Linked DNA regions of Mus musculus: region 1 is linked to region 2. Evidence: chromatin loops called from intact Hi-C (ENCODE). Cell type or tissue: heart. All regions are shown on one strand.

Region 1 (8,000 bases), 54 kb before region 2:
TCATAAAAAATATTATTATGTGTGAAAAAAAGCTTTGTTGCTATGTGCATTTAAAAATCTGCATTGCAAAGATATGTTACCTGGGGAGTCTGAATCACTCCATCCTTTCAGAAGTTGACTAATAAGCTAATAAGCAATAAGTAATAAGCATAGTTCTCTGCGTTTCAGACCTTTCATATATAGTAAATGTTCATAATGTTTATTTGGAAATGTTAGTCAAAGACATTCTAAGTTATTTTCCAGATTTGAAAGGATTTTCTATAAACTGTTACTAATAATTTAATTTAAATTTGTTTTTAGAGAACAGAAGGCTTACAAATCTCTCTACTTTTGTAATACTTGATTTATAAATGCCAGTTTTGTGGGGAGTTCTCCTTTTTAAATTTAAAATAGTTTTATCTGTGGTTGGAGAGATGACACAGCTGATAAAGAGATACATACTGTTCTTGCAAAGGACCCAAACTCTATTCCCAGTATCCATGTTAACCCTCCAAGGGCAGGGACCCCTACCTACACTACATGCACATACTCATAGACAGAGGCACACTTATACACATGCCTTAAAAACAGAAAAGAAATTGTTGAGGCTGAAAGGATGGCCCAGTGGATAAGAGTCCTAGCTCACCACCCAGAGGACCTGGATTCACAACACTCACATGGTACCTCACAATCAGGTTCCAGGGGATCTAATTTCTTCCTCTGAACTCCCTGAGCACCAGGCACACATACAGTGTACAGACACACAAGCAGGTAAAGACTCAATACATGCAAAAAAATAAAATAAAATAAATTTAAATATGTATTACTAATCTGGGTGTAGTGGCTTATACTTTTAATCCCAGCACTCATGAGAGAGGGGTAAACTGTGAGTTTGAGACCAGCCTAGGACAGCCAGAGTCCTTGCATCAACAAAACAAAATTACACAAATGTTATAAAAATACCACATTTTTCAAAACCACACATTGAAAAGCCAAGTTTTACCAAACAGAACAGAGAGAGACAAATTCCACACCCCAACCCCCAAAAGACACCCACCTTCCCTTTCTGAGAAAGGCTTCATTCTGTTCTTCAGATATCTGTTCATTTCTCCATTGTGGCACATTTCCAATACCAGGTAGACATAATTGTTATCTTCAAAGTAATTATAGAGCTAAAACAGAAAAGGGTGCCGTCAACTATACGAACATCCAGCTTTCCTTAACTACTTTAATACATCTGGTATCTTACCTCCAAGACAGAGGGGTGTTTCAACTGGCAATGTATTTTCACCTCATTTTGGACTCTCTGTACCATTCCAGCTTTGTACATGGCTTTCTTATCTATCTAAAAATAAGAGGGCAGATTTATTTGTTGATTTTTATGGTTGTGGCTTGATCTAGAGCCCTGTGCATGCTAGAGAAAAGCACTCTACCACCTAGCTATACCCCTAAGCCCAGACAAAAGCTCAAACAACAACCTATAATTGTAAGAAGTCTTTTTTTTTTAATATAGTCTTTGAAGTCAGTTTACTCCTATCTGTGCTCTGCCCTCGACCTAACAGAGTACATTCCCAGTATGTCCAGTGCATTTATGTGATAGCAGAGATTGGCCCTGGAGTTAGGATTTTCTTTTTCCCAACTCTTCAGAACTGGGATCACAGGCTGACCATAATGGTATTCTTGGACCGTTACAGCCACAAATGAGCATATTATTATTATAAATTGCTGACTTCTCATTACCTTAAGTATTCATAGCAACAAAATGTACTGGTCTCCTGAACCCTAGTAAAGTATAAAACTTCACTTAAGCAAGGTTAAGAGTCTCTTAAATGTCCTTAAATTCAGATGCTGTACTTAACAGCTGTCTTTTGGTTATGCAATGTATTATGCAATTATTACAAATGCACACATTTGGCAGGGTGGCAAGGTGCAGTCTTTAGCAGATAATGAGTGGGACATTTTAAATAGCATGCCTTCATTGCTCTCTAGTACCTTGCAAAAATACTGAAGAAACAATAACTAATACATTCTTACCATTTTGATTGCAACTTCCAAACCAGTGTGTATGGACTCAGCTCTGTAGACACCAGCAAATGATCCTTTACCGAGTAGATTTCCAACCTTAAAGTCCTTTTAAAAAAAAAATTAAGGATTACACGTGAGGAATCGCAGATCTAGAAAGTAAGAAAGTTGGGTAGGGGATGGGATGTGAAATGGGCCAAAGAGAAAAGGAGACATGGTTCAAGCAGCTGCCACACCTCGATGATGCAGGTGTCTGGGGTGGAAGGCATCTTGACGCTCTGAGAGATTTTCTGAGCTCCCTCCCTGATGGAGGCTAAGGACTCTAATGAGCTGGTTAGCTCGGGTCCCTCCTCTGGCCCACCAGGTTCCCGCCGCAGCTCCCGCCACGGTAACCGCCATCCCCGGGGAGGGGGCAAGCGGAGCGCGGCTTTGGAGGCGGGAGTGCGGACCCGACGCCAAGGGACCAGGACCGGGCGGGGCCCGCAGCTGGAGACACACCTGCGGGGTACAAGGCGCTCCCCTCCGGGCGGGGCTCCAGGGGGCGGGTCGCTTCGCCTGTCCCTCGGCGATCAGCCCCGCCACCGCCACCGCGCCTGCCCGCCTCATCCCCGCTTTACTAGTGTCACTGAGCACCAGTGAGCGCCTGAGCCAGACTGGGCCTCAGCCTCAGCCCGCTAACCCGTCTGGTCTCCCGTGTGTTTGTGCCGAGCCACAATGGACCTCCCCTCAGCACTGCGCTCGGTTCACCTCAGCTCACTGGGTCCCGGAATACCAGAGTCCGCCTCCATCGGACCTTCCCTCAGCTCCGCGCCCGCCGGCCTCACCTCGATCCTCTCCCCGATGCACGCCGCCATGTTCCCGAGCCGCCGGCGCCCGGGGCTCGGCCTTCTCGCAGTCCCTCCGAGGCAGCGCTCCGAGAAGCCAGCAGGTCTTGGCGCCCATCAGGACGCCTTCTCTACGCCGCCGCTGGCGACGCCGCCAACGCCACCGAAAGGTACCCCCGGTACCTCCCGAGGCCTGGGCGGCGCCCCGGAGCTCCCATTTTGAAAAATTCCCGCCGGTCTCCGAACGAGCCAGCCTGGCGGTGACGTCAGCACACTCTCCACTTCTTAGAGGCGGAGACCGACACGCATGCGCAGCAGGGGCTTTCCCTCGCTCTAGGCCGGAAGTGGGTTTTAAGTTTGACGGAAAGCGGTCAGTGTACGACTGACCGTAGCGCGGACGCTAATAATAGGTTACGTTTTGACCTGAAGGATAATAGGGCTTTGGCTTCCCGCAGAAAGTCTTTTAAATAAGTGTGTAGGTTTGGCCTAAAGAGAACTAGGGGGAAAAGTCCATTACTTTCCTTAGAACAGCCCCGAACCCGCCAGCCCACCATGTACACCGTTGTGCCATTTTCCTTTTTTACAGCTATTAATGTGTGGTGCTTTAAGATGAACTGTATAGGGAAAACACCGACTCTAAAGTAAAAAAAGCCTGGGGATGTACCTAAGTGGTAAAATGCTTTCCAAGCGTGGACATGTCCTTGGGTTCTAGTTTCTTCTTTCCCAGCAACCCGCTGCCCGGACAGATATTAAAGGTTGGACACAGCGACGCACTGGGGTTGAGTCAGTCCATTCTTGGACTCTAAGGAGTTCCAGGCTAACCTGGGCTACCAATCTTACAAATTTATTTTGAGCCATATGTGAGTGACCTAGGCTAAGTCATTTTCCTCTAAAAATGTTTTGAAGAAAGAGTAGTGGTATGGATCTTTACATTAGTTGCTAGTAAATAATCCGACAGGGGTTTGCTTTTTAGCCTAATTGTTTTGAGATTTTTTAATCAGATGCAAAAAGATCCAAAGTAGTGACTTGTTTTCTGAAGATCCTCAATAGTGTGTTCTCTCTGTGTCTGTGTTTTATCTCAACTCCTAATAGTGTTCCAATCCAGGTCTAGATTGCTATCCCCAAATGCCAGTGATTCCAGGACAAGAAGTGAGGCAAGGAAAGATTCATTTGGAAAGACAGCAAATCAGAGATGATGGCACCTGGGTGGTCAGGGGGTCTATCAACAAAGATGAGTCGTCTTAGTGGGGGCCTGTGTCTCCAAGGGCAATTTATAGTTAGGAATAAGAGGAATAGGCTAGCGGGCACTTTTAAAAGGTTCTATGCTGAGTGAGGTCCTCATTTAGGACCTTTTTGTCTTTGGCTGCAGTATCCTTGAGACAATTAAGGCCAACCTCCACACATATTTAAATGAACACGTTATCCTGCAAGCAAGGCATCACTTCACAAGTTTCATGCTTTTCAGACACTGTGCACATCTCAGGGGTAGGAGATACCGACATAGTGAGTGAGACCTAGCTGCTGTGGGAGAGAGCCATATTTGCCTATCAGTACTCAATGCTGTCAGCTAGCCTCCTGTTATCCACGTCCAGGGGCTCTGATGCCACCTTCTGGCTCCTATCGACATAGCACTCATGTACACAAACCTATACTCACATAAACTCACGTTATAAAAATAAAATCTACAAACAAAAAAGCTGATCTCATGTACAGAACTTTCTCAAAGCTGTTTGAAAACAAAGCACCGTGCCTGCCGGATGGAGCTTGTGTGAAGATACTTTATAATGAACACGTAATTTACGTACACACAGGAATGATTGCACATCAAAAACAAAAACCTGCAATTTAATGGATTCATTTGTAGTTTAAGGAATGTTTACATTCATAGAAGCACTCTCAATTTTCAACATGATTTAACATTCTAGAATTCTAATTTCAAGCACACTGGCATATTAGAATTTCCCTTGCAGTGTCTTAATAGGCAAATAAGATTATTATGACTCAGGGTCATGCTATGCACCTCAGGCTGGCCTTGAATTCCAGAGCTAGATTTTAGATGTGTGCTACCCGATCTAGTTTCATAGATGATTTAGACTGTTGCTTAAAAGTCTTGCAGATGTCTTTGGTATTCCTGGGCTTTATTTTGTGGCCTCAGAGTTTTTGTAAATATTTCACATGTATTTAAAGTTTATCAGAGCCCATTAATAGTCTGTTGATATAAATCCATGCCCTCGTTACTTTTTGTTGCTTTATATATTTGCCTTGTGTTATCACTTCATTGTCAGCTGCAGTCTATGTTCTCAGACCTGTGTCAGAGCTCATATATATTTCTAATGAATTCTCTATAATCAAAGAATACCCTCTTTATGCTCTAAAGTTTTAATTTATACTACTCATATTTACAGAAACATTTTTTTAACCTGTAGAATCATTTTTTCTTAGCCTTTCACTTACCTTTTTGTATGTTCTTAGCATAACTTTTTCTCTACTACATCTTTTTTTTTTTTGGATCTTCTATAAGCCACAAATACTCTTCAAACTGGCAAATATGATGTCATTAAAGTAGCTATCAGTGTTTAGGTTTTTATTTACTTACTAAGACAAGGTCTCTGTAGACCTGACTTTGTACTTACTTGCAATGGACACCCTCCCTCTGTTTCACTAGTACTCACCTGGCTACTAGACTTTTTAATGTGATTTCAATGTTTTCTTCTTTTAGCAATGGATTACAATTTAGTTTATGTTATCTTCTATTAATTTTATATTCTTGTCATCTCTGATCACTAAGGAAATCAGTTTTATCCTGTTGACAGTGAGATTAAACAGGTGGCCAAAGCATCACTGCGGAAAGTGTGCTCACTCTGCTGACATCATGCTGCCTGTGAGACTTCCGGGCTGTGTGAACCATCTTGAATCTATGTCTTTATCCAAAGGGGGAAATTTTGTAGATAAGTTAGTAAAGACATGCTTATAACAGTCCTTTCTTACCTCTAAAACATTCTCCTTCCTCATATTACCTAACTAGAGAGCTTTTTTTTTTTTTTAAGAAACCCTTTCAAATTTTCAACTCATGAACAGCTGACTGTAGCTTAACCATCTAAGACTTTTAGAATATGTGCATTTCATTGAGACTTTGAGACTGGGTTTCTCTGTGTAGCTCTGGCTGTCATGGAACTTGTTCTGTAAAGCAGGTGAAGAGATCTGTCTCTGCCTCTGGAGTGCTGGGATTAAAGGAGTGCACCACTACCACCACTCTGTGGCTGAGATAATTTGGAAATTTAAAGTGTATGACATAAATGTTTTTCTAGATTGAGGATACATATCCTTTTTTTACAAGCTATCTTAATCCCCCCAGAAGATTAATATTGCATATATTATATTTATTTTTTTATCAGGAACAGCAATTATTTTTATTAGTATGTTCCTTTATCAGGAACACACACACACACACACACACACACACATTTTATTAGGAACAGCAGTTACTTTTGTATCCGGAACTGATCTTGAGACACAGAATTCGTCCTGCCTCTGCTTCCCAAATACTGGGATTAAAGACGTACACTACCACAGCGGGCTTTGAGATGTGGTCTCTCACTAAACCTGTAGGGATCTAGGGATCTCATGAGTCCATTTCCTCAGTGCCACTAACCCTAGTTTTGCTTTGTTTTAAGTGGGTGCTCTGGATCCACACACTTGCACTTGGATTTTAATGAGACATCCCCCAGCCCCAGGAACAGCAGTTCCTTTTTATTTTACATGCATGTTTGCATGCACATGCATGTCACAGTCAGGACAATTTTGTACAGTTGGTATCACTCCTTCCATCATGAGATCTAGGGCGTAGACTCAGATCCTCAGCCTTGCAGAGCAAGTTGGTTGAGCCACCTCACCAGCTCCAGGAGCAGCAGGTCCTAAACAGAGGACCTGGGCAGAAATTCTTCTCAACCTGAGAAGTTCCAAAGCTTTACTTCACTCTCAAGCTTTTGTCCATTACCACATCTAAAACTCAAAAATGACCATATGACTCTTCAGAATCAAGTGTCTGAAAATTACTTAAAAGCCCCATTGTTTTGCAAGTTCCTTATTTAAGAAGATTTGGTGACTTGTCATCAGTGTTTCATACAGTGAGTAAAGTCCAACACTTAAACATTAAACCTCTGGTGTGCAAAACTCATGGTTCAAGTAGCAGGTAGAATATGTATTTATTATTATTACATGACTTCTTGACAATGTGGACCAACATCCAAAACTGAATTGCATTTATTATCATTTGTTAACTTGTTTGCTAGTATGAAGATGCAATTTACATACAATGTTTTATATGCTTCTATTATTCCATATGCAAACATTTTGTGGATATATTTGTGAACCAGTCAAATTCCAAAATGATATTTATAGATTATCAATTAACATTGGAAGCCGTTCTTATGTCTGTTCATGTCTGTTATGTCAAAATTATTTTATAGACATGTCACATTTGATTATAGTTTTCTGCACTGCTTTGCAAACAGAATTGAGAGATCAAATGTACAGTTTTTCTAAAAGGAAGAAAACTAAGACTAGTTACTAAGCACTAAACTGTCAAAAGTCCTTGTACAGGGACAGTGGAGTGGAGTCCCTTTGTACATGGTTGTAATAATGGTTGTGAGATGACTGGAAGACTGTTTACCAGAACTGGACAATCTAGCTCAGTTTTCATTAAAAACTGTTCTCGCTGGGTAGGGGTGGCACATACTTTTGTCCCAACATTCAGGAGACAGAGGCAGGAGGATCTCTGTGAGGCAAGTGTGGTTTATATAGTGAGTGTTTCATTTCAGGACAGCCAAAGCTACACCAGACCAAAACCAAAACCTTTTGTGCAATATGCTGTAACACTACACAGTTAACAGTGGCTTCCTTCCTCCCAAATCTAAGAGATGACCATTTCATGTTAGGACTCTCCTTCTAAGACACTAAAGCCACAAAAGTTTATTTTAGAGAAAAAGTGTACACACTGTAAAGCTAGTTTTTTCATCTTAAATTGCTTTTTAACATGTACATTCTAAGCAGGCTGACATGATTTTAAAGGTGTTTTTTACTTAATCTCTCAGAAGGAACAAACTTAGAAAACTTAAAAAAAAAAGATGTAGAGTGCTTTTTCTTAATCAGAAATCAAAGATGTCTGTTTTTTAC
Region 2 (8,000 bases):
CCAGGTCCCTTACATACACATGTAGCTAGTAGCTATAAAAACCCAAGTAAACAGAGAACAAATATACATGATAGAAAGTTCTCCTGCACAGCACTGGCCAGAATCACTGACTGGTAGGTACACAGTATGGGCCCTTGTAAAATGAACAGAAAAGTGGAGCTGTATGGTAACTAGGAATAATACAACTTGGCTAGTTTCATAAGAGGATTTGATTAAGACAGTTATCAAGGTCAGACTGTAAATCTGAAATATTTGCATCAAGTAATGAGAGAGAATCCATTAAGTTTCTGAGTGATATTATAGTAGTAGTAATAGTTATATGGTGATGTATAATACAAAACAAAGGTTATATTCCAGAGTATGGCTTAAGGGCTGAAATTATTTAACTGAGGCCCTTGATTTGGCCATCTCTTCATCTGCCTGTTCCTCTCAATTTTGTTATATAAGCTTTTAAAAAAAGCCCTATTTTTCTCTTCGCTGTCCCCTATCAGGGACACAGATCACAATATTCTTAGTTCTTCTGTCACTGTGTTGTTGCTTAATGAATAGTGATATGAGATAGCCAGCAAGCTCACTCCCTTGGTGAGCCTTTCTGACCCTCTTCTATGTTGCCAGTTTGGCTCTGAATCAAATTTTCAACAGCTAAGCAACTTGTTTGTTTCAAGTACAGTGCTAAGGTGTCCGGAGAGCTGACTTTCTCAAACATGGCAATCTGAGCCAGATACTTCTTTTGTTGGGCAAGTGGGGCTATACTGAACAGCTGTATGCTGACCTCTACCCACAAGATGCTAATAGCACCCTTTTTACTCCCACTGTCAACTGTGACAACAAAAGAATTTTCAGTTAAGTGTAAGATGTCCCTGTGAGGGCAAAATGGATAACATCTGAGAGCCACTGCCTTGGCATAGATCTCAAGAGTTCTAAAACATGATTCTTTAGCCATTAAAGTAAGCTGTGAAACATTTTGCTCTTGAGAGACTTTCAGTGTTTGTAAGTAAAAGGACTTAAGTTGAGAAAAGGACATCTGAATACTGTTTATCTGGGGGGTGGGAGGGTGGGTGTGTCATGGGAGAAGATGAAACGGGAAAAATGTTCTCAGAATGGCATCTTGTTGCTAAAGGCTTTCTAACATCCTTTTTAGAAAAAAAAATACTCTAGGCATATACAATTTAGTTACAACATAAAATTCAAATCTTTTATTATGGCCAGAATGATTAAATATTTTAACAAATGGAAAATAATACAAGCTTTCAAATGCTTACTAAACATAACTTATAATTAAATTAGTTCATAACTTGAGTCCATCAACAGAAATCACACAGACAAATATTTAAAAAGCTGATCAGGTATTAGGCATGGGAATGCATGCCTTTCAGCTCAGTACTCAGGATGCTGAGGCAGGAAAATCAAGTCCAAGATCAGACTGAGCTGTTTATCCAAAACCTTGTCTCAAAAATCAAAACCAGAAACTGATCAGCCATTGCAGATGCATATTAACTATTAAATTATTAGGCTAATTATTTTAGGATATGACCTTAATTAAAATTCACCCAGTCCCAACACAAATATAAATGCACAACCATTTTAAGGTTCTTTTAATGATAAATGTGTGGACCTAGAACCTGCTAACTACTACCTGACACCCACTTCTCTAAATGAAAAGTTTTACCAAATCGAAGTGATGGTCATTAATTAGTATAATGATCATAGGCTAAAAAGACTATTAATGGTATGTGAGATATCACAAGTGTATATACCTATTATGTAATATCAGATTCCTCACCCTAAGATCAAGATCAAAGAAGTGACTGGGGAACCGTTTTGTTTTGTTTTGTATTAATACTTGAAGATTTTAGAGCAGTCTTAGGTTTGGCTATGTTACAGTTTGTACTATCAGCCCTTAAAACCCCCTAAACAAATTTAAATGAAAGAACAAAAATAGCAAATATGGGCATTGATTATTTGTCTGAAGCAAAATAATCTCAAAAGTCCGCAGTAGTTTTCATCCACTGAATGTTACTCCTCAAACACATGAAACCCAACCCCAAATCTACAAAGTAAAAGTAAACAAAAAGGTACTTATTGTAACATCTGCAAAAATAAAATATGAGCAACCTGAAAGCAGAATATGGGATGGAATTAATGATTATACAAACACTAAAACAATGGAATAGAAATACCTTACATAGAGGTTAGTTAACATAACGTCAAGTTTTCTACTTTAGAAACAAATAGAAAACTACCTAAAAGTCTTATTTTTGGATAGAATTTTAATTTTTAATTTTGCCTCTTCATGTACCTATATTTCTAAGTTTAATAATTTTTCATAATATATACTTAATAAATTAATAAATCATGAGTAAATTATTGGTCCTGGAATTATGGTGGTTATGTGGCTAATGTTCACATTTGTTTATCTAGAATTTCAATAGAGATGTGATGGGTCAATCTAGAAAAAGAGGAGGCCTAAAACATTGCAGACTACATTTGGAAAGAAATCAAAGCATTCTGTATTCACTAAAGCTACTCTGAAACATACTGTCACATTCTTAAACTACTAGAACTATTTTAACCTCATCATTTAAAGATGGTTTTACACTGATCTTGGCTGAATTAGTTTAATTTAAAAATATAGTATGGATCATTCATCTTTCCAAAAAAAAAAAAAAACACATGAACAAAATTTTCCTCATCAAATTATAGGTGAACAAGAGTGTACAAAGAGTTTTTTCTTGTGCAAGTATTAGTTGTGTTCTTTGCCAACAAACTTTCCAGAAAGGAGAAAGAAGTGAACGTGTGGACACACGTTTCCATGACATAATGCTACATAGTCTTTCATCAAGAGTTCATAATGGAAACACTCCACAATCCTGTTTACACAGGATCGTTGCCTCTGACTCACCAACAATTCACTCTGTAGACACGCACTTTGGGTAGTAGCTTCTAACAACGGCAATTTCCACTAACTGAAAGATACTGCCAATGTACAGCTAAGATTCCCATTGTCCGAGTCTCATAGTGAATGCACCGTTAACCTAATCCCTCCGGAAACTGGTCAGATCATCTCAAATTCTCAAGGACACCACCTCATCTCTCCTTTCTATAAACACACAGACAGATAAATAAATAAATAAAGCCAATGACTTCTAGTGTTAGGAAAACTGCCCTTCGTTTTCTTAGGTGTGCAATAACCAGGGGTCACTTTTCTGAGAAAGCTGTCGCTCAGGAGATGGGGGAGGGAGGGCAGAATGCAGAGCTCTAGCCGACTTCCTAGTACAGGATAATCCCAGGTCACCCCTCTCTGGTTGCCTCAGACCTTTCTTCCCTGTCCAGGACGCCATGCCGAGGTGGCCCCCCCATGGCCTCCTGCAGCCCAACGCAGGGGCCCCAGGGTCAGGGATGTCTGCGGCAAGCAGAGATGAGGCGAGCCGAGCAGCCAGAGGGAAGCCCCTGCCCTCCTCGTCTGGCTGTAGACGCTGCACCTGTCACAGGGGGCGTCCCGGGCCCCACCCCAGGAAAGGGGGCGTGCGGCACTTACGGCGTGCACCTGTCGCTGTACTCGTTGGCGATGGTCTCGATGCCGCCGCTCCTCGCTACAGCGATGTAGCAGTTGAGGAAGCCGAGGTCAATGCCCACCACCGACATCCCGCTTAAGGCTCGGGCTGCGGAGACCGCGTCCCGCTGCGGGTCCCCACTGCGGGCGCTGCGACTCCTGCGAGAAGCAAAGGAGAGGACCCACTCTCTATCGGAAAATCTAGGGCAGGGCGTCGGAACTGCGGAGGTGGAGCCGCCCGCCTGAGCCGCGCCGCCTCCGCCCGGCCCGCCGCCTAGTCTCCACTGCGGTTCGCCGCCCCCAACCGGCAGTTACTGCGGTCTGCGCCTGCGCGCTCGGCCCCGGGAGGCGCGAGCCACCGGTCGGCTGAGGCTGGGCGGCCTCGCCCTCGGCCGCTCCCGTCAGCGCTCGGCAACGGCTCGCTGCGGAGTGGCAGGTTCGAGAAAGAGCTGGAAAGAGGGAGGGGAGGCCGCGGAGCCGCGGGGCAGGGCGGGGCGGGACGGGGCGGGGCAGCGGTCGGGCGACGCCTGGGGGGGGGGGGCGAAGCCGTCTCCCGGCAACGCCGGGGCAGCGGTGTCTCGCGGACGCTCTTCTAAGCGCCGCCCTCCTAGCAGCGCCTCCCTCCTCCGCGTTGCTCTCCGCAGCACCGCTCGCTCTGGCCGCCCGCATCCTCCCAGGGTCCCCGAGAGCCACAGCCTGGGATCTCACCGCCGGCCTCGCAGCCCCGAGGGGCCGCCCGCGTGCGGCTCGTGCTGAGGCTCCTCCTGCAGCCCCTCTGTGAGGTGGTGCCCATTGTGCGGTGCCAGGGTCGCCCGCTTCTCAGAGCTACCCTGCTGCGCCCGGTCCCAACCTGTCACCTTCCTCCATGAAAAAGTGGTTTTCTAGGCCCTGGCCTGCTTGCCCAGGGAGCTTCAGAGAAGAAGCCTGCCTTGTGAGGAGGCGTGCTGCCTGTGTGCACTTGAACAAGTTTTAGCTCATGCTTACGAAGTCTGGCGGTCCTGGTCCTTTCCATGCACATCCCAGTGTGAATTTGGCTCTTTTTTATCCAGCCCCTGTGTCCCACGTTCCTTAGGGTCCAGTTCTTCATGTATCTGTGGGCTCTTCTTATCTAGTTCTTCATGTACATTCTGACCCTTCTCGTCCAGTTCCTGTGTCTGGTGACCCTTCTCATCCAATTCCTTGTGTAATCCCTCTTCCAGCTCGTCCAAGTTTTTGTGTGCTTCCTGTTTCACCTTGGAATTTGACACGGAATTTTTATCCGCATATTCAGTACTCTCATAGTCCGTATTTGTGCTCCTTCTTAAGTTACTCAATCGCTTCACTATTAACACTGCTGTTAGGGCGGCAGCAGCAAGTGTGGCAATAGCCCCCGCTGTTGCTATAATGAATACAAAATACATTTTAGGAACTATACCAAGTCAACTGGGACGCCACTATTGTTCCAACTCTAGTGTCTCTAAAGAATCTTTTTTGACTTCAGAGTCTGCAGGGGGCATGCTCTGACCCACTCAGCACTTTCTTAGGAGACCACCTACCTTGGCTTCCCAGCAGGCTGTGCGCACACAGAGCAGGGATTGGATGCTTCTGGCCCCTCAGAACTCTGGGTCTCAGTGGCTTCCACTACTAAGTTGCCCCATTTAGCCATTATCCTAAGGGATAATGATCTGCCGCTGGCTAGATTTATTCCTGGATATCTTGAAGCTCTCCTAGGACCACGAATTTCATTTTATTTGTGTATGATGTTTTTGGAATCTCACGTGTAAAAATTTTTTTTCCTATTAAACCCTTAAAATATTAAGTAAAAAGAAGGCATTGATGCCAGGAACAAAGAGTTCTGATTCTTTACAGCTAACAGGAGGAAATGAGTACTTAGTAGTTAAAACAGGACAAGCACTTGGAAGTTACATGGATTCATGTAGTAACCCCAGGCATACATAACCTTTACTGCCTCTAGGACCTTTGGCAATTACTTTCCAAGCCGTGGGCTCAGTGTCTCTTAAGATAATATTACTCCCTGGACTGTTTTCAGGCTAAATGTAAACACAGCATTTATGCATGACATCAACATGTCAATATAACTATGCTTAGCTGCTATTGGAATATAAGGATAATGGTAATTTATATTGATCCTGTAGCTAGGAAACTTGCTGCACTCTATTGTAGATTCTGGTTCTTTTAGCTTATTGGACCCTCTCGGTTTCAAAACATATAGCCTGTGAAGGACCTCCTTCATTTTGTCCTTTTATTATTGCTTTCTCTAATGATAAGTACGATCACCAATAAAATGTAGACTATAAGGAATAGTAGTGAGCATACTTGTCTCTAACAGAAAATTTTGTGTTTATAAGAAATTTAAACCTAAATATTGCTAGTTCGCTAAGTTTTTCTTTTCTTGATGCTGAAATTTAGCAAATGCTAATCATTGAATGAGACCCCTATTCTCAACCTATTACTCAGTGAAAAATATTAACAAACTCTTTAACACCCTCCTATTCCTCCGACAAATCACCCATAGTCACACTTGTGATAATTATGTAGAACATTTGCATCTATATTCACTGACCAGTTTGCTTCCTTTACTCTTAATCAAGACCAGCTTTTTTAGGTTTTTTTTTTTTTTAATTGATGACCAAGACAAGTTACAGTAGAGTTTATTTGGAACTTACAATTTCAGAGTATTCGTGCTCATGACCATTATGGTGGGAAGCATGGCAGCAGGCAGGCAGGCACGGCACTGGAGCAGTAGCTGAGAGCATATGTCTTGATCCATAAAAGGAAGGCACAGAAAGCTAAATGGAAATGGTTTGGGCTTTTGAAATCTCAGAGCCCATCACCAGTGACATACCTTCTCCAAAAGGCCCATAATCCTTTTCAAATAGTTCCAACAACTGGAGACCAAGTCTTCAAATATATGAGCCTATGGTGTCATTCTCATTTAAACCATCTGACATGAGTTTTGTAGAATTAGAACGAGATTCCTGTTTTCTCTGACAAAGATTTATGACCACTGGTTACATTATTTTAGTGGGTAGTTTATTCATGTCTTGTACTATTTTTCAATCAAGTCATATTTTTATCAAAAATTACTATTTTATCAACTTCAAATTTGTTGACAGACATTGGTTTATTTAAGTCAGTGCTCTTCTTTTATAGTTTTTGTCTTTCTCCAGTCTTAATATTCCTTGTGTCTTTTTCTTGGTTCTTATCATTACTATTTAAAAGAACCAGCTTTTGGTTTACTTGCCTTCGTTGTTATGTCTTAGTTTTTTGTTCAATCTGCTCTTTACTGTTTCTGTTTGTTTTTCCCCCCTCAACTGGGGATTGAACCCAAGACCTCATACATTCTCAGAAAGCAATCTGCAACTGACTTAAATAGCTTAGACTGGTCTGTTTCCCCCAAACACCTTTAATCTCTAGAGTTAAATAGTTGTTTCATTAATGTGCTGGCTGGTTATATGCCAACTTGACACAAGGTAGAATCATTTGGGAAATGGGAACCTCAGATGAGAAAACGTCCCCACAAGGCTGGCCTGTGGTGCATTTTCGTAGGTGACTGATGTGAGGCAAGCCTGGGGTGTAAGAGAAGGCAATGTGAGCAGGCCTGGAGAGCATGACACCAAGCAGCACCCCAAGGCCTTTTCATGAGCTCCCACCTCCAGATTACAGCCCTGACTTTCCTTCACAATGGACTGAGATGTGGAGGGTAAGCAAAATAAACCCTTTTCTCCCCACATTGTTTTGGGGCATAGGGTTTTTTCCACAGCAATAGAAATCCTAAGACAGTATTCAATGTCTTATAATTCATTCATATGATACCTTAATAAAATTTCTTTTAGAAATTATTTTAGCTATACTCTTGCCCAAATTTTCAAGCAGGTGAGAAAGAAGAGTGAGCAATGAAGATTAAACATACCATCTTTATTCTGGTATCACCAGTAAGTGACTGATACACTTGTGGATTTGTGATTATTGAACCTCATATGTAAGCAAACTTACCTACCTAAGCATAATATAACTAATGTCACATTCAAGCCTCCTCCTGTAAAACTTATATTAAGAAGGAAGAGACCAGAATGTATGTAAAATCACAAGACAAGTAAACAGGGGGCTAAATTTTTCCCAAATACACAAAAGTTAGCGTTTTTTTTTTTTTTTTTTCCTTTCAAAGCCTGCAAGCACTTAGCTAGGTTTGATTTGTTTATACCACCACCTTTTTTTACATGCCTACCACTCCTGGGTTCAGATTTGTAAATCTTTCAGCAGATGTCTTTGAATGAACTATTTAAAATATTATCTCAACTAGTGGGTCATAATGTAGTTGACTATAGTTTTGGTTAGCCCAGAACCCCATGCATACTGAGCACATATTTACCAGTGAGCTGTACTCCCAGCTTCTAGAATTAACTGGATTTCCCCTCTCTAGCATCCACTATTAATGAGTCTAAAT

The links. Hi-C counts contacts between places; a loop is a spot of excess contacts. Peaks named below come from ENCODE experiments on the same cell type or tissue, not always from the same donor. Only the 100,000 strongest peaks of a DNase experiment are listed, where the experiment ranks them.
Region 1: a loop joins it to region 2, with 3 times the contacts of the local background. A loop is called at or near these places in 9 of 42 quality-filtered maps.

What each region holds. Positions count from the first base shown.
Region 1 is chr3:40,795,109-40,803,108 of GRCm38, reverse strand. It overlaps Plk4 (polo like kinase 4), which reads right to left and starts at 3,158. Exons shown (of 16, transcript NM_011495.2): 1 at 2,826-3,158; 2 at 2,014-2,109; 3 at 1,229-1,324; 4 at 1,037-1,151. The coding sequence starts at 2,855. It also overlaps a transcript of Hspa4l not described here. In heart, CTCF peaks have their summits at 3,024 and 4,434 (motif pointing left); a DNase peak (open chromatin) is centred at 3,098; H3K4me3 peaks cover 2,348 bases; H3K27ac peaks cover 1,638 bases.
Region 2 is chr3:40,741,323-40,749,322 of GRCm38, reverse strand. It overlaps Hspa4l (heat shock protein 4 like), which reads right to left and starts at 3,710. Exons shown (of 19, transcript NM_011020.3): 1 at 3,539-3,710. The coding sequence starts at 3,645. In heart, a CTCF peak has its summit at 3,825 (motif pointing left); a DNase peak (open chromatin) is centred at 3,872; H3K4me3 peaks cover 2,559 bases; H3K27ac peaks cover 1,844 bases.